Linked DNA regions of Homo sapiens: region 2 is linked to region 1. A link is an interaction called in ENCODE POLR2A ChIA-PET data of the cell type or tissue named here. Cell type or tissue: Panc1. All regions are shown on one strand. Links, peaks and the distances in the headings refer to the core of each region. The heading gives the core; the rest is flanking DNA.

What was found. ChIA-PET counts read pairs that join two places held together with the same protein. Peaks named below come from ENCODE experiments on the same cell type or tissue, not always from the same donor. Only the 100,000 strongest peaks of a DNase experiment are listed, where the experiment ranks them.
Region 2: POLR2A ChIA-PET joins it to region 1 with 11 read pairs; 6 of 35 experiments call an interaction of 5 or more read pairs at or near these places.

What each region holds. Positions count from the first base shown.
Region 1 is chr1:178,707,852-178,719,385 of GRCh38, reverse strand. It overlaps the pseudogene TRUND-NNN7-1. Among named protein-coding and RNA genes, the nearest start is that of RALGPS2, 12 kb to the left of the region's middle. In Panc1, for the core only: no CTCF peak of the experiment used is centred there; no DNase peak of the experiment used is centred there.
Region 2 is chr1:178,578,668-178,590,201 of GRCh38, reverse strand. LOC105371632 (a long non-coding RNA gene) reads left to right here and starts at 4,342. Exons shown (of 4, transcript XR_922315.3): 1 at 4,342-11,534. RefSeq lists an enhancer at 8,889-8,938. In Panc1, for the core only: no CTCF peak of the experiment used is centred there; no DNase peak of the experiment used is centred there.

The DNA of each region.
Region 1 (11,534 bases), core at 3,292-5,791:
GACAACTAAATGTAATATGAGATACTAGACTAGATTCTTTCCTGGAGGAGGAAAAAAATGCTATATTGGACATTATTCAGTTAATTGGAAAACTGATGGTAGATTGATCAGATAAAAATATTTCATCAATGTTAAAGTCACTGAAATTGGTAACTGTGCTGTGGTTATGTCTCTATTCTTAGACAATATATACTAAAGTATTTCAGAATAAAGGGCCAGGACATAGGTATGGTTCTGAAAAAACACACACACACACACACATATATAGTGAGAGAGAAAACAGAAATGATAAAAAGGTAAAATGTTAATAATAGGCGACTCTGGGTAAAGAGTAGATATTATTTGCAGTCTTTCTATAATTTTGAAATTAGTTCAAAATAGAACGGTTTATTTAAGGTTACAATTTTAAAGAAGCAAGAGCAGCAGAAGTAAGCAATTCATAGACTATAACATCAGAGTAATTTTAAATAACCACCTTACTGCAAGATCCCTTATGCTTTCTGAAGTTGTTGACTGCCTCCATGAAATTGTCTCACCTTTCAGGTTAAAATTAGAGACAAGATGTCTTATAATTGAAGAGGCATCTTATTCACCTTTTCATTTTATAAATGAGGGAACTGAGACTCAGAGATTCAAGAGACTTGCTCAAAGTCCCTTAACCAGTTATGACAGAGGACAATCTTGATTCTACTTCTATCTCTACAACTGCTAAGCTGCTACTGCCAGTTTCTATCACTGTCTCTCTTCTCTCCTTCCTGACTCTGAGTTTCCTAATAGCTTTGTATTGTCTTCTTTCTATGATTATACAAGGAACCCATATGCGGCCTTACTCTTTGAACTATCACTGCTCCACTAGTAATTCTTACCCAGGCTTCTGTAGCACATCTCTCATTGCCCCCATGATGTCTACATTAGGACATTTCATCATCAGTTCAACCTCTGTAGGTTCAAACTGAAAAACAAATAGAAGAAAAAATTGTAACGGCTAAGAAAATCTATTCAACCTTACCAATAATCAAAGAAATGCACATTAAAACAAGATTTGTTTTGCCTAATAGCTTGCCCAATTAATAAGATTTGTAATATTTTGTTCTAGCAAGGATGTGGCCCACAGACTCTTTCATACCCTGGGTGTGTAAATAAGCATATCTCTTTCATGTACAATTTGCCAAAGTCAATGAAAAACATAAATGTACATAGACTTTGATCCAGCAATTTCACACATAGGTATTTGTCTTAAAAAAAATACTGTGATGCTGTTCAAAGAGATATACAAGACTGTTCATTAAGCATTGTAATAGCAAAAATTAGAATAATATATGTCCATCAATAGGTGAGTCAGTAAATACAAAATCACAGTATGTTTTTACAATGAAAAGATAGCTCTATATGAACCAATATTGGAAAAAAAAGTTGAAGAGAAATATGCATACTATGATTTCATTTCCTTTTATGTACATAGAAATCAGCCTAGAAAGCTATACAACAGATTATCACAAGATAATAGAATTGGGGGACGGAGAAGAGAACTTTCATTTTCTACTTATATATTTCCATTGTTTGTTGTTGTTGGAGGGTTTTTTTGCTAGAAGCATGTATACCTTCTATAAAAACAACAAAGGTGTTGCTTTCTTTTTAAACTGAAAATATTTAATTCCTTAATCAACATCCCCTGCAACATCACTGTTTCCATTATTTCTTTTCTCTCTCAGGCTTTAAAATGACCTTTAACTCTTTTTCTCTCCTTCGTCATGTATCCATTTAGTCCTGACTCTTGTAAAAAATTTTATTGCAATTATTAGCCCCAACCACATATGTAGAAAGGTAATTCTAACTGATCTCTTAGATTTAGCTACTCCCCACCCCCTTCTTTTCACACACCTTTTCCTACACCACTATCTTCATTGTGTCACATGTCTTCTTCATCCTCCTCACTTCCCAATTCAAAAATCCCTAGCTGTTGCTTTTTGATTTAGTAAGGTGATATCTAGGGACTACCATTGCCCCAGTCTCCCCTACTAATTCACTTCATCACCACTCTACACACTAGCCAAACCATTCTTTTATGTATTCAATAAGCAAACACTTATTCTCTGATCACCAAATACTCCCCTACTCCTATCATTTCATTGCAGTACACCTTTTCCCTACCCTTTCTCTCTGTCTGTTCTAACAGTTTCTTTAGGATCTGACTTAAGACCCACCTCTACTCCTTCCTAGAGGATGTGCTGATTGATATGTCTATTTCACACTGACGTCTCCCTTCTCCAAATTCCTGTTGAGGTTTTCATTGGCATCCTGTCTCACTTTGGCAATTTATTATATAATGCCTTACAGTTTTGTCAAAGTGTGAACTTCTCATATCCCCCAACAGACTGTAAATTCCTGGAGAGCACGATCCCTGATTTTTTCCCTGGATTCATTTTTGCTGAGCATTTATAATAGACAGACAATGCATTAAATGCCTCACCTATGTCACCTTATTTAGTTCTCACAACAATCTTGAAAGGTAGATATTTTTGCTACATTTTGGTAGTGGGACAAGGTTAAATGACTTGTCCAAGGTCATGCTGCTAGGAAATGGCAAAGTGAGTTATCAGATCCAAGCAGACCGATTCATAGTCTCCATGCTCTATTGCCTCCCTATAAAACTGCGTTTCCCATGTATTTGTCAGTTAACAACACAATGTCACAGATGTCAATGAGGCTTGAAAGATACTTATTGAATATAATATGCTTTGTGCTATCAATCAGCAATCCAACATGTGCTACTCGGTACACGTCTAATACAGGTTTAGTATTTTCTATTATTTAGTCCTGTTATAGAAACTTATTCAAGAGCTCCGCAGAGTAAAACTAGTTTCAAAATCTTAACACTTTTAGAATAATGGGAAAGTTAAATTGGAAAAAAAAATGGCATTAGGTTCAATTCCTCATTTTGTCCACCCAAGTGTATTAAAAATATATGTTTCAGGAGATAATTTTCTACCATAATAGCACAGTAATAAAGTTGGTTATCACATTACAGATGGGAAAGGCTTACTGCATAACCACTGAGTCTACTTTCCTGGAGAGATGCAATTCTATCTGTGGTTTCACATTCCAGAAAGAAAGATTCTTACTCCTTCTGGAAATTAGTAACATAAGCATTTTAAAGTACTTATGTTAGATCAACCAGTACATTTTATATAATTTTTACTACATTTAATTGAGACCACTCAGCAAGAGAGACTTTCTTAATTATGATATAAACCAACATATACAGGCTTGATATTCATTGTTGAGTGCTGGCAATTGTATTTGTCACTAAAAGGCACTATAACAGAGTAGTTATTAATTAAGATTGTCAGACTTGAGAAAGTATAAGTGGTAATAAAATTAGTTACAAATTGACTTTCAAACTACGACTCTAGTTAGAAAACATGACTTCAAAAATGAAAACAGCCGGATATGTTAGTCATTTTTCAAAAAATTGGTAGGAATGTACTGATATGTATTACACTATAAATGTTAACAGCATACACATTGAACCTAAAATAAAATCACTTCAAAACTAATGAATGGGCTTTAGGGCTGAGTTACATCTAAATATAAATACTCACGAAGACTTACTTATACTTTTGTTCCTATCAATGTTATTAATTTTGAAATATACCCACAACAGAGGCAGTGCTTCTGGCAGATAAAGCCAAATTTACTGACCACCTTCTATACTTGGTAAATTGAATATACATGTTTATCTGTGCTACCTCCCCAAATTTCCCTAAAATTATAACAAAGAACAAAAAGAATGGAAGAGATGCTAACAAATGATAAATTTTGGAAGATAGTGAAAAAGACAAATAGTAATTGAGTTAGCTAAGCAGAGAAAAATGAAATCAACTGCCTGTAGAGGTGAAAGGCAAAAATAAGCCAGCTGATTTGCACCGCAGAACTTTGGAAATTTTAGGAATTGGAGACACCAGATACTAAGGAAAATGGGGATGAGAAATGCCTCTAAAAACAAGATTGGATAAAAGTCTGTAAAAAGAACAGTTGCAGCCTCTGTCCTACCTCAAGCTACCACGCCACCCCCACCCTAAAGGGAGAATGCACTTTTGCTCTGTGGAGATTTAAACCGGAGAGATTGAGGAGAGGTATCTGACTCTTAATTATGAGCAAGCAGTGCAGCACCACCAAACATTTTAGGAAAGTCTCTAACATGATAGGCAGAGAGCATCTCCCAGTCCCAACCAACACCCACCCCCTCACCAGCCCCCAACATACCTGTCCCCTCCAGAAAACAAATGGCAGGAACAGGGAGAATTTTTTTTAAGTTTAATTAATATCTGTGGAAAGATACAACATTGCGTTCATTAACATTGCATTCAAATAAGGCTATGATGCTATGAAAAAGTTACAATCAAGAACAGAAAAAGGCTCTTACAAATTACAAATATAATAGCTAACATAAAGATATTAACAGGAAGTTGGAAGGTAAATTGAAGTTTCCCAGAGAGTAAAAGACTCTAGCCCAGGCGTGGTGGCTCAAAGCCTCTAATCCCAGCACTTTGGGAGGCCTAGGTAGGAGGACTGCTTGAGCCCAGGAGTTCGAGACCAGCGTGGGCAACAAAGTGAGAAGCTGTCTCTACAAAAAAATACAAAGAGTAGCCAGGTGTGGTCATGTGTGCTAGTGGTCCCAGCCACTTGGGAGACCAAAGTGAGAGGATCACGTGAGCCTGGGAGGTTGAGGCTGCGGTGAGCTATGACCATACCACTGCATTCCAGCCTGGGCCACAGAGTGAGACCTTGTCTCTAAAAAACAAACAAACAAAAAAACTCTAGACCTAACCATATTTTAACTCTACACTGAGCTAAGAATGTAGGCAAATCAGTGCTTTATAAATTGCTAATGGGAAAGAAATTGGTAAAATTTCTCCTGAGGACAGTTTGGCAATTTCTCTCAAAATTAAAAATGTTACAAATTCCATTTCCAGGAATTTTATCCTACAGATAAAGTCACTTGTGTTTAGAAAGAGGTATACGCAAAGATAGTAATAGTAAAAGACTAAATATACTAAATGTCATCAGTAGGAGACTGTTCAAAAAATTACATTACACCCATACACTGGAATGCTGTGCAGCCATTTTAAAAATGAGGTTGCTCTAAATGACCCACATGGAATGATTTCTATGGCATACTGGAAAAAGCAAGATATGGAACTTTGTGTTTAAATACAGAGAGCACATTTCTAGAAGAATACACCAGAATTGACAATGATGATTACCTCCGATAAGGGGAACTGAGGGCTGGGGTATGGGTAAGAGGGAGACTAAGTTTTCAATGTGTGCCCTTTTGTATCTTTTTAATTTTGTATCTATTTTTTAAAACTATTTTTAATCTATAGAGTTAATGCTTCCATTTATCTTCATTAAAATTTATTCATCTCTAATCAAAATAAAGTTTGTAACTCTCATCTGATTTATTCCTAAATCCTTTACGATCTTTTGGTTCAAGTGCCCAAAATAAGACCCTGAACTATAATAAACAATACCCTTGAATTGAACATGGCATCTTATTATAATCAATTAAGGTATACCGTCCTCTTTTTGGTTTTTAATTATATGGCAATACTGATAACTGGTGATCCTATATTTTATCATAGTCATTGTGCATGTACCTCTTTTCCTACACTTCTACCATGACCTACAGCCTCTAGTAAAATGGTGGCCCTGAGTGACTGTGAACCTGTACACATCCCTCCCCTGACCTGCAAAGGTGATGGAGGACCTAGGCCAAGCTCAATCTTCCTGCTTCCCCCAGGAATTTGGAAAAGGGTCACTGAGAAACAGTCAGTTAGCCTTGGAAGCCAAACCACAAAGTTATGTAATGCTTGATTAATGGCAGAAAAGACACAAGTAAGCAGAGAAAGGAAGCCAGTCTCCAACGAGAGGTACAAGGCTGATGGGGGACAGAAACCACATGAGAGATGATTCCTGTCTTTCCAATTCCAGACCCATTGGCCTTTTTTTGCTTGTATATCCTGGTGCTTGTCTGCTGTCTGTTTCTTAAGCTGGTGCGAGTAGTTTTCTATTCCTTGTGCCAAACCATTTCCTTTCTCCCTCCCTCCCTCCCTTCCCTCCTCCCTCCCTTCCTTCCTCCCTTCCTTCTCTCTCTCTCCCTCCCTCCTTCCCTTCCTCCCCCCTCTTTCTCTTTCTTTCTTTCTTTCCCTTCCTTCCTTCCTTCCTTCCTTCTTCCTTCCTTCCTTCCTTCCTTCCTTCTTCCTTCCTTCCTTCCTGCCTTTCTTTTCTTTCTTTCAAATGAGGTCTTGCTCTGTTGCCCAGGCTGGAGTGCAGTGGCATGATCATGGCTCACTGTGGCCTTGACCTGCTGGGCTCAGGTGATCCTCCCGCCTCAGTCTCCTGAGTAGCTGGGGCTACAGACGTGCACCACCACACCCAGCTAATTATGATACAGAGTCCTTTTTTCTTTCTCTCTTTCTTTTTCTTTCTCTTTTTTTCTCTTTCTCTCTCTTTCTTTCTCTTTCTTTTTCCTCCTTCTTTCCTTCCCTCCCTCCCTTTCCCCCTTCCATCATTCCTTCCTTCCTCCCTTCCTGCCTTCCTTCTTTCTCTATCCCCTCTCCTTCCCCCCCTCCCCTTTCCCTCTCTTTCTTCCTTTCTTTCTTTCTTTCTTTCTTTCTTTCTTTCTTTCTTTCTTTCTTTCTTTCTCTTTCTTTCTTTTCTTCTTTCTTTCATTCTTTCTTTTTCTTTCTTTCAAATGGGGTATTGCTCTGTTGCTCAGGCTGGAGTGCAGTGGCATGATCATGGCTCACTGCGGCCTTGCCCTCCTGGGCTGAGGTGATCCTCCCACCTCAGTCTCCTGAGTAGCTTTTCTTTTCTTTCTTTCTTTCTTTCTTTCTTTCTTTCTTTCTTTCTTTCTTTCTTTCTTTCTTTCTTTTCTTTCTTTCTTTCAAATGGGGTCTTGCTCTGTTGCTCAGGCTGGAGTGCAGTGGCATGATCATGGCTCACTGCGGCCTTGCCCTCCTGGGCTGAGGTGATCCTCCCACCTCAGACTCCTGAGTATCTGGGGCTACAGAAACGCACCACCACACCCAGCTAATTAAAAAAAATTTTTTTTTGTACAGAAGGGTGTCACTGTGTTGCCCAGGCTGATCTTGAAATCCTGGGCTCAAGCAATCCTCCTACCTTGGCTTCCCAAAGGGCTGAGATATAGACTATTTTCCAGCCTCCTTATTAAAGACTGGTCTTTTATTTATTAATACTTCTCACTATTTATCCCAGTAGAAATAACATTATAATGGGAGCAGGGTGATGTGGAAGTTAGTCCCTGTTCTCCCAGTGAACCACAATAAACAACTCAACCTTCCTTTCTATATCCAGTTTCTTTTACTTTAAAATTAGGATGAGAATATTTGCCTTATCTTCTTTATAACTTTAGCCTGAGGATTAAATAATATTACAAAAGCAAAGATAAATTTGAAAAGTGTTTTAAGGCTGGGTGCGGTGGCTCACGCCTGTAATCCCAGCACTTTGGGAGGCTGAGGCAGGCACATCACTTGAGGTCGGGAGTTCAAGACCAGCCAGGTCAACACGATGAAACCCCATCTTTACTAAAAATACAAAAATTAGCCGGTCATGGTGGCAGGCACCTGTAATCCCAGCTACCTGGGAGGCTGAGGCAGAAGAATTTTTTGAGCCTGGGAGGTGGAGGTTGCAGTGAGCTGAGATCATACCATCGCACTGCAGCCTGAACGACAAAGCTAGACTCTGTCTCAAAAACAAAACAAACAAAAAAAAAGTTTTAAAATTTCAGGTATTATAAGTAGTATTATGGTTATGTGTCATAATGTCAATTTCAGAGCACTTCCTGAAATCACTGAAGTTAATTTGAGTGTTTGGTGTTCACTTGAAGTTGTGAGACCTGCAGGGTCTTAGTCGTCTCCATTTTCTTTCCTTTGTTTCCAAATTGCTGACCCGGATCAAAACACCAATGTGCAGGCTGGGCTGTGTTTGCCTACTTCCAGATTTGTCCCTCAACACTATCTTTCAGACACCTTCCAATTCTCCGCTTCCCCAACCCCTGGCTAGCCTTGTCCTACCCATGTCCAGGTCAGGCTCCTGGAAAATGAAGCGGGCCCACCTTGCCTGGAAAGGGAATTCACACAAACTTACCTGGGTAGCACTTAATCAACACACCCCATTCTCTCCTGAGTTGTTCAAATGATAAACCCACGTCAGGCTCCAAACTCGCATTGTAAAATCTCATTCTCCTGCCACATCTCTGCAATATCTTAAGAGAGACAGCCAGCTCATGGTATCAGAACAATTAATCATCTTCAACATCTATCCCCCTTCAGGAAGGACAAAGCTCCATCCCATTCTTCTTACAAACATATGCTGTCTTCTGACTTCTTTTCCTTGGATATTTATTTCAATTTGATATTACCTGAATACATCTATTTTCCATTATGCAGGGCACCAGTATGATTTTCTCAGGTTTCATACAACCCCCTAGCGACAGCCAAATGGATGCTTAAGCTACAAATGAGTTAGGTTTCAAATGAGGTATGAATCCTATTCAATTAACTGTATAAAATTTGTTATATAACCAGCAAACAGAAGTTTAAGTCTAAAAATAGTATTCAAGATCTAGGACAAGAGGTGGAGACAAAAAGTCAGGAAGAATATGAAATCCTCAGGAAAAGAAATAATTCAACTACTAGGTTAGTATTTGTTTTCTACAGAAAAACTTCCAACATAACCCATGCTATAGTGGGATTTAGAACATACTGATAAGAAACTAAGTTTCCTCCTTGAATGTCATCAGGAAGAAACTAAAAGTGTAAACTTGGAAATTGTAACATGTTAAAAATCTCTCTTCACATGAAAAAAAGAATGTGTTATAATAGAAAAAATATAAAAAGAGGAGTCTGGAAAAATAATTGTCTGGACACAAAAGTGATCACATAGTTAATACAAATATTCTTAGAGTGGAAAATGTCAATCTTTCTGACTCATACCAAGCAATTTCTTGATACACAATCTATTCCTAAAATGAATCTCTCTACCAGGAATGGTGGGGGGTGGAGATGGAGAGAGGAGAGTCAGGGGTTGTACAGATGATCAGTTCTGTTGGTTAGCTATGTAATCTAATAAATTCTTATTCTGATTCATTTCTTGTTCATTTAATGGGAGTCTCATCAGCCTCTGAACAGCCTGATTAAATTTCTCATCCTGCAAAGGCAAGGTAGAACTAGTCTTAATAGCTATTGTACCCCACGAGGCCCTTCCTAAAGGACTAGATTCCCCTCATGTTCCTCATGTTCATTTTTACATTTGGCATCTGAGCTCCTTTGTGCACCAAAGACTAACCCATTTTTTAAATGTGCTTATTATTGTGTTGCCAGTTGGCATTGCCCTTCCGTGGCACTCTCTGTCTTGTATTTCATTAATGTATAACTTCTTGTAATAGACTATAAGTTCCTTGAGGATAAAGGTGTCTTTGAATTTGTAGTCCTTTATTACCACCATCCCAATGCCTCGCACACAGAAAGTTTTCACTGAAAGGTTTTCATACATAACAAATTGAGGTGAACAATACTGATAATGGACAAGTTACTTTACCAAAGTCCTCAAATTAAAATTTCCACAATGATTAAACCACAGCTCCTTCAAAATCCAGGTCATGGCTCACTTTCTCCAGAAAACATTCTCTTTTATCCCTTGTTTCCTTAATTCTTATTTCTTGATTTTTATTAGGGATATGACAGTGCATACCTTGACTAAAGAAGCTGTTTTTAATGTTAGACATGTTTCTTTTTCTTTTTCTTTCTTTCTTTCCTCTTTTTTTTTTTTTTTTTGAGACAGAGTCTCGTTCTGTCACCCAGGCTAGAGTATAGTGACGTGATCTCAGCTCACTGAAACCTCCACCTCCCAGGTGCAAGCTATTCTCCTGCCTTAGCCTCCCGAGTAGCTGGAATTACAGATACACTCCACCATGCCTGGCTGATTTTTGTATTTTTAGTAGAGTCGATGTTTTGCCATATTGGCCATGCTGGTCTTGAACTCCTGACCTCAGTGATCCACCCGCCTCATCTTCCCAAAGTGCTGGGATTACAGGCGTGAGCCACTGTGCCCGGCCTGTTGTACCTGTTTTAAAGACATATTATAAGCAGATGCTTTCTCTTCCCAGCTAGTTTCTAAGTATTTTTGAAAGTAAGGAACCATATCTTCAATTTCCTCACACAATTCATACACGATTCTGCATACAGTTTTAACTAATATTTATCCAGTGCTTTCCAGGTACCAGGTGGTTTTTAAACACTTCATATGGATTTGATCATTCAACCCTCATGGCAACACTGCAGTACTAGACATAAGTAACTAACTCAAGGTCACACAAAGAGAAAGTGGCAGCACCAGGATTTGATCTTGGGCAGTCTTGCTCCAGAGCCCCTTGTCTTAACCACCCTACTTTACTGCCTCCTAAACAAAAAAACATTAATACAAATCTGCTTTATTGCCCTGTAGACAGAAAACATTACAGTGGCTTCAAGAACAATTGGTTTAATCTAAAAAGTTTATTACAGGCATGCTTTTTGGTAAATGGTGGTTTGTGCTGTAGTCAGACAGAAGAGATTTTTCTGCTCCTTTTGTTTCTCTCTTTGCTCCTTTTATTATTTATATTGCTAAAATAGCTGCCTTACTACCATAATGTGATTCTGTTTTTCATGGAAAATACTGCACTACCACCAAGTTATCCATAACACCACAACTTCTTGACAGGTTGGTCATTTCTGACACTTGTGTATGTCTCAGAATGTCAGTCCCAAAGCCCCTTGCTGCTGCTGCCTCACATACAACAGCAACAGCAGATTTACCTGAGGGTGGGTCTCTGCTACTTACCAGCTGTGGAACCTGTTCTTTAGTTTTTTTTTTTTTTTTTTTGGATGGAGTCTGCTCTGTTTCCCAGGCTGAAGTGCAGTGGCGCGATCTCGGCTCACTGCAACCTCTGCCTCCTGGGTTCAAGTGATTCTCCTGCCTCAGCCTCCCATGTAGCTGGGATTATAGGCATGCACCACCACAGCTGGCTGATTTTTGTATTTTTAGTAGAGATGGGGTTTCACCATGTTGACCAAGCTGGTCTCAAACTCCTGACCTCAGGTGATCCGCCCACCTTGGCCTCCCGAAGTGCTGGGATTACAGAAATGAGCCACTGTGCCCAGCCCCAGCTGTGGAAACTTGGGCAAATCATTGAAATTGTCTTCACCTCAGTTCTTCATCAGACAAACAAGGACAATAAAATCTTCATGAGAGCGTTATTGTAAGGTTCAGAGATGATGTAGGGAAAGTAACTAGCACAGCCTCTGGCACACAGTAGGTGCTGAATTAATAGTAGTTGTTATTATTCTCTTAGCAATTCATACAAGCATTGCTGCGCAAGAATTATCAACATAGAGCTGTTCTTAAAGATCTGCCACTCACTGAGCCTCCTGGTACTGTAGTTTTTTTGTTGTGCTGTTGTTAAAACTGTT
Region 2 (11,534 bases), core at 4,086-6,585, 130 kb after region 1:
AAGGAAAACTACAAAACACTGATGAAAGAAATTGAAGAGGATACAAACAAATGGAAGGACATCTTGTGCTCATGAACCAAGTGAATTAATATTGTTAAAATGACAATACTACTCAAAGCAATCTACAGATTCAATGTAATTCTTATCAAAATACCATGTCATTTTTCACAGAATTAGAAAAAACACTCCTAAAATTTGTATGAAATCAAAAAAGAACTCTATAGCCAAAGCAATCCCTGAGTAAAAAGAACAAAGCTGGAAGCACCACACTACCTGACTTCAAAATATTACAAGGCTCTGGTAACCAAAGGAGCATGGTATTGGTATAAAAACAGACACATTGACTAATGAAACAGAATAAGGAACCCAGAAATTAATACATGTATTTACAGCCAACTGATTTTTGACAAAGGTGCCAAGAACACTCACTGGGGAAAGGATATTCTCTTCAATAAATAGTTCTGGAAAGACTGGATGTTCGTATGCGGAAGAATGAAACTAGACCTCCCACCTCTCACATTATACGAAAATCAACTCAAAATGGATAAAAGATTGAAGTGTTAGACCCAAAACAATAAAACTACTAGAAGAAAACGTACGGGAAACACTTTACGGCATTGGTCTGGGAAAAGATTTATGAATAAGACCTCAAAAGCACAGGCAACAAAAGCAAAAATTTTTAAATGGGATTATCTTCTACACAGCAAAGGAAACAATCAACAGAATGAAAAGACAACCTACATAATGGGAGAAAATATTTACAAACTACTCGTTCCACAGGGGATTAATATCCAGAATATACAAGGAACTCAAACATCTCAGCAGAAAAAAAAATCTGATCAAAAATAGGCAAATGATCTGAACAGACATTTCTCAAAAGAAGACATACAAATGGCCAACAAATATATGAAAAAATGCTCAACATTACTAATCATCAGGGAAATGCAAATCAAAACCACAATGAGGTATCATCTCACTCCAGTTAGACTGGCTATTATCAAAAAGACAAAAATGACAATGGCTGGTGAGGATGAGGAGAAAAGGGAACGCTTATATACTGCTGGGTTTTTTGTTTGTTTGTTTTTTGAGGATCCCCCATACCGTTCTCCATAGTGGCTGTATAAATTTACATTCCCACCAACAGTGTATAAGAGGAATGTAAATTAATACAGCCACTATGGAGAACGGTATGGGGGTTCCTCGAAAAACAAAAAAACAAACAAAAAACAACTACAAAGAGAACTACTGGTAGTCAGTCTAAAAATCCCACTACTGAGCATTTATCCAAAAGCAAGGAAATCCGTATTTTGAAGAAGTAGCTGCATCCTTATGTTTATTGCACTTTTCACAATAGCCATGATATGGAATCAACTTAGGTGTCCAGCAACAGATGAATGGATAAAGAAAATGTGGTATATATCTACAAAAGGGAATACTATTCAGCCATAAAAAGAATGATATCTTGTCATTTGCAGCAACATAGAACTGGAAGACATGTTAAATGAAATAGGCCAGGAATAGAAAATTAAACACTACATGTTCTCACTCATATGTAGAAGCTAAAAAAAAAAGGTGATTTCATAGACGAAAAAAGTAGAACAGAGAATCCTAGAGGCTGGTAAGGGTAGGAGGAAGGGAGAGACAGGGAGAGATTTGTTAAAGAATACAGAATCACAGATAGAGAGGAGGAATAAGTTCCAGTGTTCTATACCACTGTAGAATATTTAACAATAATGTATAGTTTCAAATAGCTAGAAAGAGGATATTGAATGTTCCCAACACCAAGAAATAATAAATGTTTGAGATGATGAATATGCTAATTATCCTGACTTGATCACTATACATTATATGTATGAAAACACTATGTACTCCATGAATATGTAGTTATTATGTGTCATATTTTAAAAATTAAATTTTTAAAAAAGAATGAACCATAGGACTTTTGAGTGCCTTTAACTTCTGAGTGTGTATCAGGCAGCAGGACTGCACTCGATGCTGGAGTTCGGCGATGGCTAAAGCACAGCTCCTGACCACCAGGGGCTCCCAGTGCAGTGATCCCATTCCAACATCAAGACTTATTCCAAATTGAATTCTAACCATGAGCTATGATGTCATGAGGTCCTACTGTATTTAAACGTGGTTTTTAGACAAAGTCATTCTATTTTGGAAAAAAATTAAATTACAATCTCCTAAGTAAACAAAGCAGAGAGTGCACAGAGAAATAGAAGCCAATGAATGCTTTCTTGAGCTCTGGGGTGTTTGATGCAAGATAACCCTTCATCATTTAGAAGACATTTCTTCTTGCTTATAGGGAAGTGATGGAAGGTGCCCAGGAAGAGAGGTAAAGGAATGACAATGAAGGCTACTCTATCCAGCATTCATCTCTTGGGTTGAGCTGTGAGCTCCATGAGAACTCAGATGAAATGACTTTGCACCGTCACAGGAACTTGTCAGGGAAGCTCACCATTGTCTCTGATGTTAACAACTGTTGATCCAAGCCTGCCCAGTTTCCTACCTCCAGTCTTCCCTGGCCCTCCTCTGAAGATGGAAACTAAGCCAACAGGCTCAGAACTTCCTATCCTCTCTTCCTATCTCCAAGGAAATAGCAGCTCACAGCAGAAGAGTGCAGGGGGAGAGGGAACAGTTATTTCTCAAGCCATTAATACAGTTCTTCTTACACGACTCTGCCTCCTGGCCCACAGTGATGGACCCATGGTTGGGAATGGACCACACAGTGGGCCAGCTGTAAAGCCTGGGTAAGGGATGGACATCTGACCCAAGTAGGGACAGTGCAGTACGTGCTTGGAATTGATGACCTAGGGACCAAAGAGTAGTGCTCATTGTCTCTTTGTGGCGGGGTTAGCAGCTCTGAAGTCATCGGGATGGCGTTTCCCACCAGATAGAGGAAGCTGGCCTGTAGCTGAAGGACTGACACCCACACCCAGAGCTGCAGAGAGAGGGGGGCGTAACAGCAGCATGCCAGATCCATTTCCAGCTCTTCTGAGGTGCAGCCACACCTTGACCTTCCTGCAGTCCTCTTAGCCTTCCAAATACATTTTCCTTTGAGTGTAAATGAGTTTAAGGTAGGTATTGACATTTATAACCAAAAAATATATACACACTAATTGTTATACCCCTTTATGTGTTTTGGTTTGTTTTGAGACGGAGTCTTGTTCTGTTGCCCAGGCTGGAGGGCAGTGGCGCAAACTCAGCTCACTGCAACCTCTGCCTCCTGGGTTCAAGTGATTCTCCTGCCTTAGCCTCCCAAGTAGCTGGGATTACAGGTGCCCGCCACCACATCTGGCTAATTTTTATCTTTTTGGTAGAGATGGGGTTTCACCATGTTGGCCAGGCTGGTCTCAAACTCCTGACCTCAAGTGATCTGCTCACCTTGGCCTCCCAAAGTGCTAGGATTACAGGCATGAGCCACCATACCCAGACCCCCAAAAGTTATTTTTTTCTGATTATAAAAATGATGCTTATTTTAAAAACTTTTCAAACAATATTGAAAGTATCATATATAAAGTAAAAATTACTACCCTCCCACCCACCAGACATAGCCATTGCCAGCTAATATTTTTCCAGGCATTTTTTTCTTTTGAAAGATAGATAAATAATTTTAAAAGAGTACATGCTATAACACACCATTTCATTTAAAAATATGTTTTACCTGGGCACAGTGACTTATCCTTGTAATCCCAGGACTTTGGGAGGCCAAGGTAGATGGATCACTTGAGGTCAGGAGTTCAAGACCAGCCTGGCCAACATGGTAAAACCCTGTCTCTACTAAAAATACAAAAAATTAGCTGGGCATGGTGGTGCACACCTGTAGTCCCAGCTACTCAGGAGGCTGAGGCAGAAGAATCGCTTGAAGCCAGGAGGCAGAGGTTGCAGTAAGCTGAGGTCACGTTTCATTCTTTCACTCCAGCAATGAATATTCACTGAGAATATATTATGTGCCAGCTACTCTACTAGGTTTTGGGGAAACGTGGATAAGTTTTGGTTTCTATCCTAAGGATGAAGGAGAAACTAGTGTCTATTGAACTCTCACTCTGTGCCAAGCACTGTAAAGGATTCTTTATCTCATTTATTCTCTATTAAAAAACAAGAACAACCCTGTGCAGTAGATAGTATTATCTCTTGATATAAGTGAGGAAAAAGAAGATCAGAAAGCTTGAGTAGCTTGTCCAAGATCATATAGTTAGTAAGTACAAAGCTGGGATTTGAACCCAGGTCTGTCTGATTTCTTTATGTCACACACAGTTTACGAAGAGAGATGTGAAAATGAATAACAAAAGCCAAGTCATACGTGCTTTATAAAATCTGAACAAAGGGATTTATTTAGGCCCATCAGCCATGATGATCAGAGAGGCCGACTTCAGACAAGTCTTTTCTCTGTAGCAGGCAGCTTCTTAATGGTCCAGGATAAAGAGACAAAACCAAACATGAAATGATTTGCCCTGACTCTTCACAGCACCAGGAGGCCCTCGATAAGCCAGAATATTTGCTGACCAGGAAGCTAGAGAAGAGTAGGAGGGTGTTTCTAAACAGCTACAGGGAAGCCAAAGCCAGCAAAGATAGGAATAGCATTTGAGGAGCAGGCAGAGCCATATGGAAAGAAGAGATTGGAGGAAAAGGACAAACTGTTGGGAGGTCTTAGGGCTCAGGCTGGTGGGACTGACACCTTGAATGGCCTTGCACCATGAACAGGTGATGTGCCAACATAGGCCAACCTGTAGGGTGAGTGTGCATCTCATTGGAGGCCAGGTTGGGAGGAGCCTGGAAGCATTGCTTACCAGGCACTGGGCTGCAGCAGCTGATGAAGCTTGGGTGGGCTGAGTTAGTCTGCTGAGGGGTTTAGATTTGCCTGGACAAGATTCATGGAGTTGACCAGGCAGCATCCCATGAAGTCAGTCCAGGAAGAACGTCCCCAAATTGACAGCCCTCAGCTCTTTCTTTCCCCATCTAAGAGAGAACCTGAAGTGTGGAGCATGCACTTGCTGAGGGTTCACTGGGAAATGGCCACGCCCATGGGGGCTGGTCCTTTCCTTGCTTGTACTTGTTCCTTATGTTATAGCTGAACATCCCCCCTCCCCAGTGTAGGGATCATGGCAGAGGGCAGCGACTTGCCAACTTATTTTAATCCTTTTTTTTTTTTAACAAACAAAATCTTATATACTAAAATTTTTAATACATAAGGCAAGTAAGACTGTAGCTGCTGTCATCTGAGTGATCAGGGAAGCCAGTATCCTCTTCCTCTCTGAGGATGTTCTGTTGGGTACACAGTTTAAAAATCACTGACATAGGACCAGGTGTGGTGGCTCGTGCTTGTAATCCCAACACTTTGGGAGGCCGAGGTAGGAGGATCACTTGAGGCCAGGAGTTCGAGACCAACCTGGCCAACACAGTGAAACCCCATCTCACTAAAAATAGAAAAAATTAGCTAGGCATGATGGCACATGCCTATAATCCCAGCTACTTGGGAGGCTGAGGCATGAGAATCACTTGAACCTGGGAGGCAGAGGTTGCAGTGAGCCGAGATCGCACCACTGCACTCCAGCCTAGGCGATAGAGTGAGACTCCGTCTCAAAAAAGAAAAAAGAAAAACCACTGACATCACTAGAAGAGCCCAGAATTTAAAGTTAGAACACTCAGGTTCTAATCCCAGCTCTGCCATGGAAAAAGAGTGTGGCTTTCAAGAAGTCATTTAGCCTCTCAGACTATTTTTCATCTGTGAAATGAAGATAATTCTTGTCTGCTTCAGATGTGGTTGTGAACATCAAGCACAACCATGTGGGGGAAAGCAGCTGTAAAATGCCATATAAATGTGAAATATTCCTTTCCTTGGCTTTTCCACGTTTGCATAGCTCCATGACTTCTCCACATCCAGGGGCTAGGGGACAAAGCCATACCATTTGGGACCAAACAGTATGATCTACTCGCTTTTCTGATGTCCAAAAAGAGATGGTCATTTGAAGGTATATTTCTTTGGGTTTTTCTCCTCCTCCATGCTGTTATTCTTGGATTGCCCTTTTCACTTTTCTCTGCCAGTCAGACCCATTCTGTATCTCAGTCCACCACATGCAGAGACCCAAATCTGCTGCCCACAAGAGCACTCACCCGGGTCGCAGTCTCTTCCACACAGGTGCTCCTTGTGTGCTAGCCGATTGTCGTTTAGATTTTATAACTCTCTGGAAAATCCATCTTAGCAGAGAATAACAAGGTCATTTCCTCTACTTCTCCAAGAATACCCCAGGTCCATACAAAAGAAAAGCACCAACTCTCTTCTCTGGGTTGCATCAGGGAAACTTATTTCTAGTGGTTCTCCTATTGTTCAATGCTTTATGTTGCAGCATTATACGTGGAAAAAATATCCGAGAGACTGACAGTGTATTCACCCCAGATCCTTCCTCTTGAGGCCAGAGGTGTTAGGAATGAAGATGGTATTGGTGCGGAAAGTGGTTTAATGCTGGGGTTCAACAGAGAGGACCATGTCAATTCCTCACGGTCCTGGGCAGACTTAAATAACGGGCTTAATGTGGAGGTGGTTTTGTACACTCTGGTGCCTGTGCTGTTCCTAGCTTTTCCACCAGCAGTCCACACTGCTGAGGGTTGCCTTCTATAGTAGTCCCCTCTTAGCCTCAGTTGCACTTTCTATGGTTTCAGTTACCCACGGTCAACCATGGTCTGAAAATAGGTGAATATGATACAATTAGATGTTTTGAGACAGAAAGAGCCCCCATTCATGTGACTCATTACAGCATAGCATTATAATTGTTCTATTTTATTATCAGTTATTGTTGTTAATCTCTTACTGTGTCTAATTTGTAAATTAAACTTTATCACAGGCATATATAGGGAGAAACAGTATATATAGGGTTTGATACTACCCAAGGTTTCAGGCATCTACTGGGGATCTTGGATGTCATACAATACAGTAGTCCCCCTTTGAATAAAGTGAAGACTACTTAAATAAGGGGAGACTACTGTATTGCACAACACTAAGAGTGGGAAACTGACGAAAGTGGCATAAGTTGTATCTCCACGTTCCCAGCTATATATAGTTACCACCTATATACCAAAGGCATGTGGGTGTAGGTATTGTGTTAAATGGGATAGACTTTGATTTCTGGGTTAGGATCTCAATTGGTGTTATTGTGATATCTACTAGTAGAATGGCTTCAGGCCTGTGACATCAATAGTCCCCACCTTAAGAGAGAACCAGTGGGCTCACCTGAAGGGCCAGTGGTTTCAATGACCCACTGTGGGCAGAGCAGGAATTGGACTTCATTTGATTGATTGATTGATTGAGAAAGGGGTCTTGCTCTGTTGACCAGTTGACCAGGCTGGTTTTGAACTCTTGGCCTCAAGTTATCCTCCTGCCTCAGCCTCCCAAAGTGCTGGGATTACAGGTGTGAACCACTGTGCCTGGCCAGGAATTGGACTTCAAATGGGGGCAAACCAATCTGCCACATATCCTACAGACTAATAGAGCTTAATTTAGTGGCTGCTTACTCAGAAGGGATTTACTTCTTCTTTTCCCATCTGTTTGGATGTTTCCTATAGGTTCAGAGTCCATCTGACTTTAGTGGAGCCATGGAGACTCTTGCTGGAACTGTGCAGCCCATCTTTGCATTTTCTTTTGAGTGGCATCGTCCAGTGAAGAGGAAGAATAAATGAGGTGAAAGGAGAGAGGCCACTAGCAGGGAACTCTAGCTCTGATTTCCTGGCAGCAAAATCTGCTCCTCTTGCCAGAGGGGCACTTGGGGCTTTACTGTTTGGCCTCTTCCCACTGCTCATATCTGTTTCTTGATATTCCTCCAAAATGTACCAGTCCTTCTAAGACCAGACATCAGGACTCTGAGTTCTTCCAGGGAGTGACATAGAAAGAGAGGCTTCTTTTTCTCTCCTATTCTCTTCATTCCTGCAACCCAACCCTGTATCTTTCCATCGTGCCAAGGAAGCATCACACACACTGCTCCATAGTCCCTACTCCATAGTCCTCACAGGCAGGGCCTCCTGTCCTCCCATCTGCCTGGCATCACCCAGTACACAGGTCCCAGTGGCGCGTCCTGATGCCTGGGCTCACCAGCTTTCAAGTAGGAGACCAGAGAACTCACTGGGAAGTGGGTGTAAAATATGTTTAGTGCCCACATTAACATTTCATTCTGGTTATGCACCATCAAGGGGCCAGAGAGCAGATGGGATAATTAAAATCTCAAGACAATTGGTTTTAACTTCCTTCCCCATTAGACCTTTCACCAGTGCAATTAATTTCCCTATTTTTCTCCTTTTATTTTCTTTAATCAACCTCTGTTTAGGGAGCTAATGAGCCATGACAAGAACAAAAGGCCAGCAGCCAAGAGGAGGGGGAAATAGGAGCTGGCAGACCAGACCGGACTGCGGCTCCTGAGCTGGTTGTTTCCCTTCTCAAAGGCGCAAGTAAGGTGTCGCTGTCCTTTACTCCGCTCAAAACTTTAGGCCTCCTCTGCGAGGCTGCTCCCCTCCATGGCACCCACCCACAGGGCAGAAATGCAGAAAGCAAGGCTTTGCCTCTAGGGTGGGAGGGGAGGGAGGAGCTGGTTCCCAAGGGAACAAGGAATCCCGTTTGAGAGACTAGGATGTTCTCAGCCTCAGAACTGGCTTGCGAGCTGGCCAAACATGCAAATACCCACAGGTGCAGCATGTAAAAGAGAAGTGGCCTTGGGTGAGGCTGCAGGGGCAGCTGGCCGCACATTTTGCATATGCTCCTAGGAAGCTAAAGTTAGGCTCTGGTTTACCCCAGGTGTAGGGGCCACATTTAGCTATTCCTCACCACTGAGCAAGGGGCTTGCTGCATTATTTGGCTAGGGCAGGGTCTGGCTTGCCCTCTGAGTCCTGAATTGGGTCCCGGGCCATTGCTGTATTTGGGTAAGGTTAGGGTAATCACAACTACTCTTTCCCTTCCCCCAACCAAGTCTGAACATCATCGATTTAACACCTAAGATGGACTTGAAGGATTGTCTCCATCCCAGAGCTAAGACATCACCAGGATTCCATACTAGCAGACCCCAATCTGGTTTGCTCATGGACTTCGCCTGTACCATTTCTCCTAACCAGTCTTCTACAGCATCACTTGCTCTGCTTGGCACCCTGCCAGCCTCTGACCCCTAGATGGGCCTTCCTTTTTGTGGCCCAGCCTCATCCCCATACCCGATGCTCTGCTTCTCTGGCCTCCCATTTTTCTCTCTTCTTTGGCCACAGTTTGAATTCCTATTCCGATGAGCTACCTTGAGCCACGTGGCTCACTCCTAGGACCTCATCCAGTTCCCCATGTGTGCAGGACCCAGGAGTCTGGAGGAGGGAGCGGCCTCAAAGACCAGAGGAGGGGGAGGGTGTCGATCAGAGACTGGCACGGGGAGAGGAGGTGTAGGCTGTTGGTGCTGAGGGGATGCCTGCACCCCTCAGGTCTTGTTTCTTCCTCCACCAGCTGCCCCCTCCTCCCAGAAGTGGGATCTGAGCCACCCCAGGGTCCAGGCCAGGAACAAGGGCCCTGTTTGCCACACTCCAGGGCATCTGTGTTGTGCTAAAGGCATGGTGCCCTCTTTTTTCTTTTATAAAGAGTTCAGGATGTGCCCTGAGGAGGAGGGATGGGGAGGGAATGGTGGTGGTCAGAGGATGTGAAGCATCCACTTAGGGTCAGAAATTGCCATGTGTCAGTGGGTGTCAGGGGCAGGTGAAGTCTTTAGTGGTCTCTGAGACCTTGTACTAGTGGGGTGAGAGGGGAGGATGGAGTAGGGAGAGATCAGACCCCCTATCCCATCTTCACCTTGGGCAGCCACCCAGTCAGTGAGGAAGAGCGCATTCCTTTTTTTGGTCCTGGAGCTTAAGGGCTGTTCTCTTGTTGGTAGAAAGCTATAGATTCTAATGCTTCCAAATCAGAGACAGAGGCTGGCTGTGACTGGATTCTGGTCACTAGAATCACAGCGAGGAAGGCTGAAGCCTGTGACGGGGAAGTGTCTAGGAAATCATTGCCCGTAATCCTCCCTGGGCTATTTTTTTTTACATGGTGGTTTTTCCTAGTTCATTGACAGTGATGACCGGTTCCCTACAGAGCTGGCCACCTTGCTGAGTGCACTGGATGGCACACAGTGACAACAAATGACACAGAAGCCTCTCTTCTCGAGGACTCGAGGAGTTAAATATCTGATGGAGAAGAGAAGACAGGACCCAGGCACAAGCAGCGCAATCTGTATGAACAAATACAAGAATCACATACTCCACAGTCCCATGAGCCACGGGGATAGATAGCAAAGGGTTCCCCAGCAGCCCTGGCAGGCAGGTAGACAGCCACAGCTATGCGGGCCCTTAGGTCAGCCCTCTCAGATGATCTGAAACCACTTCAGTCTGTCTGAAGCTCTCATGAACATTTCCTGTTAAGTATTGTTTTCAATAATTTATTCTGGAGGAGATGTTGGCTCCCCTGGGAATCACTTTGCAGCACATCCCCTCCAGAGACCAGCTACAGACATCAGGCGCCAGGATAGAAGAGTCGCTCTGTGTAGACGGTGGACCAGGAATAAGGTTGCCTCAAAAAAATAATAGCTGACATCCGCCCCACCCTCCACTCTTCAATCAAGCCAGTCAGGCAATGAACCTTTTCACACCTGAGGGATTATTTTTGCTTTTGTCTGATTCTGCTGTGTTAAAGGAAACAAGTGTTGAGAAAGGTAAGTTGTAAAAGAAAACTGCTGCCTTTCCCTGATTAACTGGGAACTGACATAGAGGAGATTTTCTTCTTAGGGAAGTCGAAGTGGGAGAACAGAATCGGGGGTTCTGTTCCCTGGTTAGCTCTTTGTTCTGGGGGGCTGTCCTATGCATTGCAGGATGTTTAGCAGCACCCTGGCCTCTGTGACTATGCACTTCCTCTGCTTGTGACCATTGACAGTGTCTCCTGATGCTGCCCAAAATCTCCCTGTGGGCAGTATCACCTGTAGCTGAGAGTCACTGCCACAGATTAAAGAGGATGGAGTCCCAGGCAGCACCAGGGATGCCCCCGGCCGCCTGCTTTGGAAAGGGCTCAACTCCCTAAAATAGAAACAAACCCCAGAAGTGTCTGTAGGTCACAGAATTCAGCATGGCTGAAATTTGAGTGATGTGCACTGCTTTCTCAAGAAAAAAAAAAAAAAGGATGATTTCCAGTGTTAACATAAACCACTTTTATAAAGATTGTTAGTTGGATGTACACAAACATAAAATTGGGTATACAACCCTTGTAAGTTTTCTACAACTATAAAATCAAAATAAGTTCATGATTTGACAAATCAAATATAAAACCAATAAAACTCAAGGTAACATTAATTGAATGAGACAGATAGTGTGATTTTGTGGAGTCAAATTGCCCCTTGCTTGGTAACTCAAGCACCGAGTCGGTTCTCTGAGCTGGGCACGCCTTACACCTGCATTGTCTCATGACTTAAATCTCACGTGGCATCGTCTCTTCAAACTCCTATGGAAACACTGGTTGTGGGCCTTCTGTGAGCTCACTTGGCAAG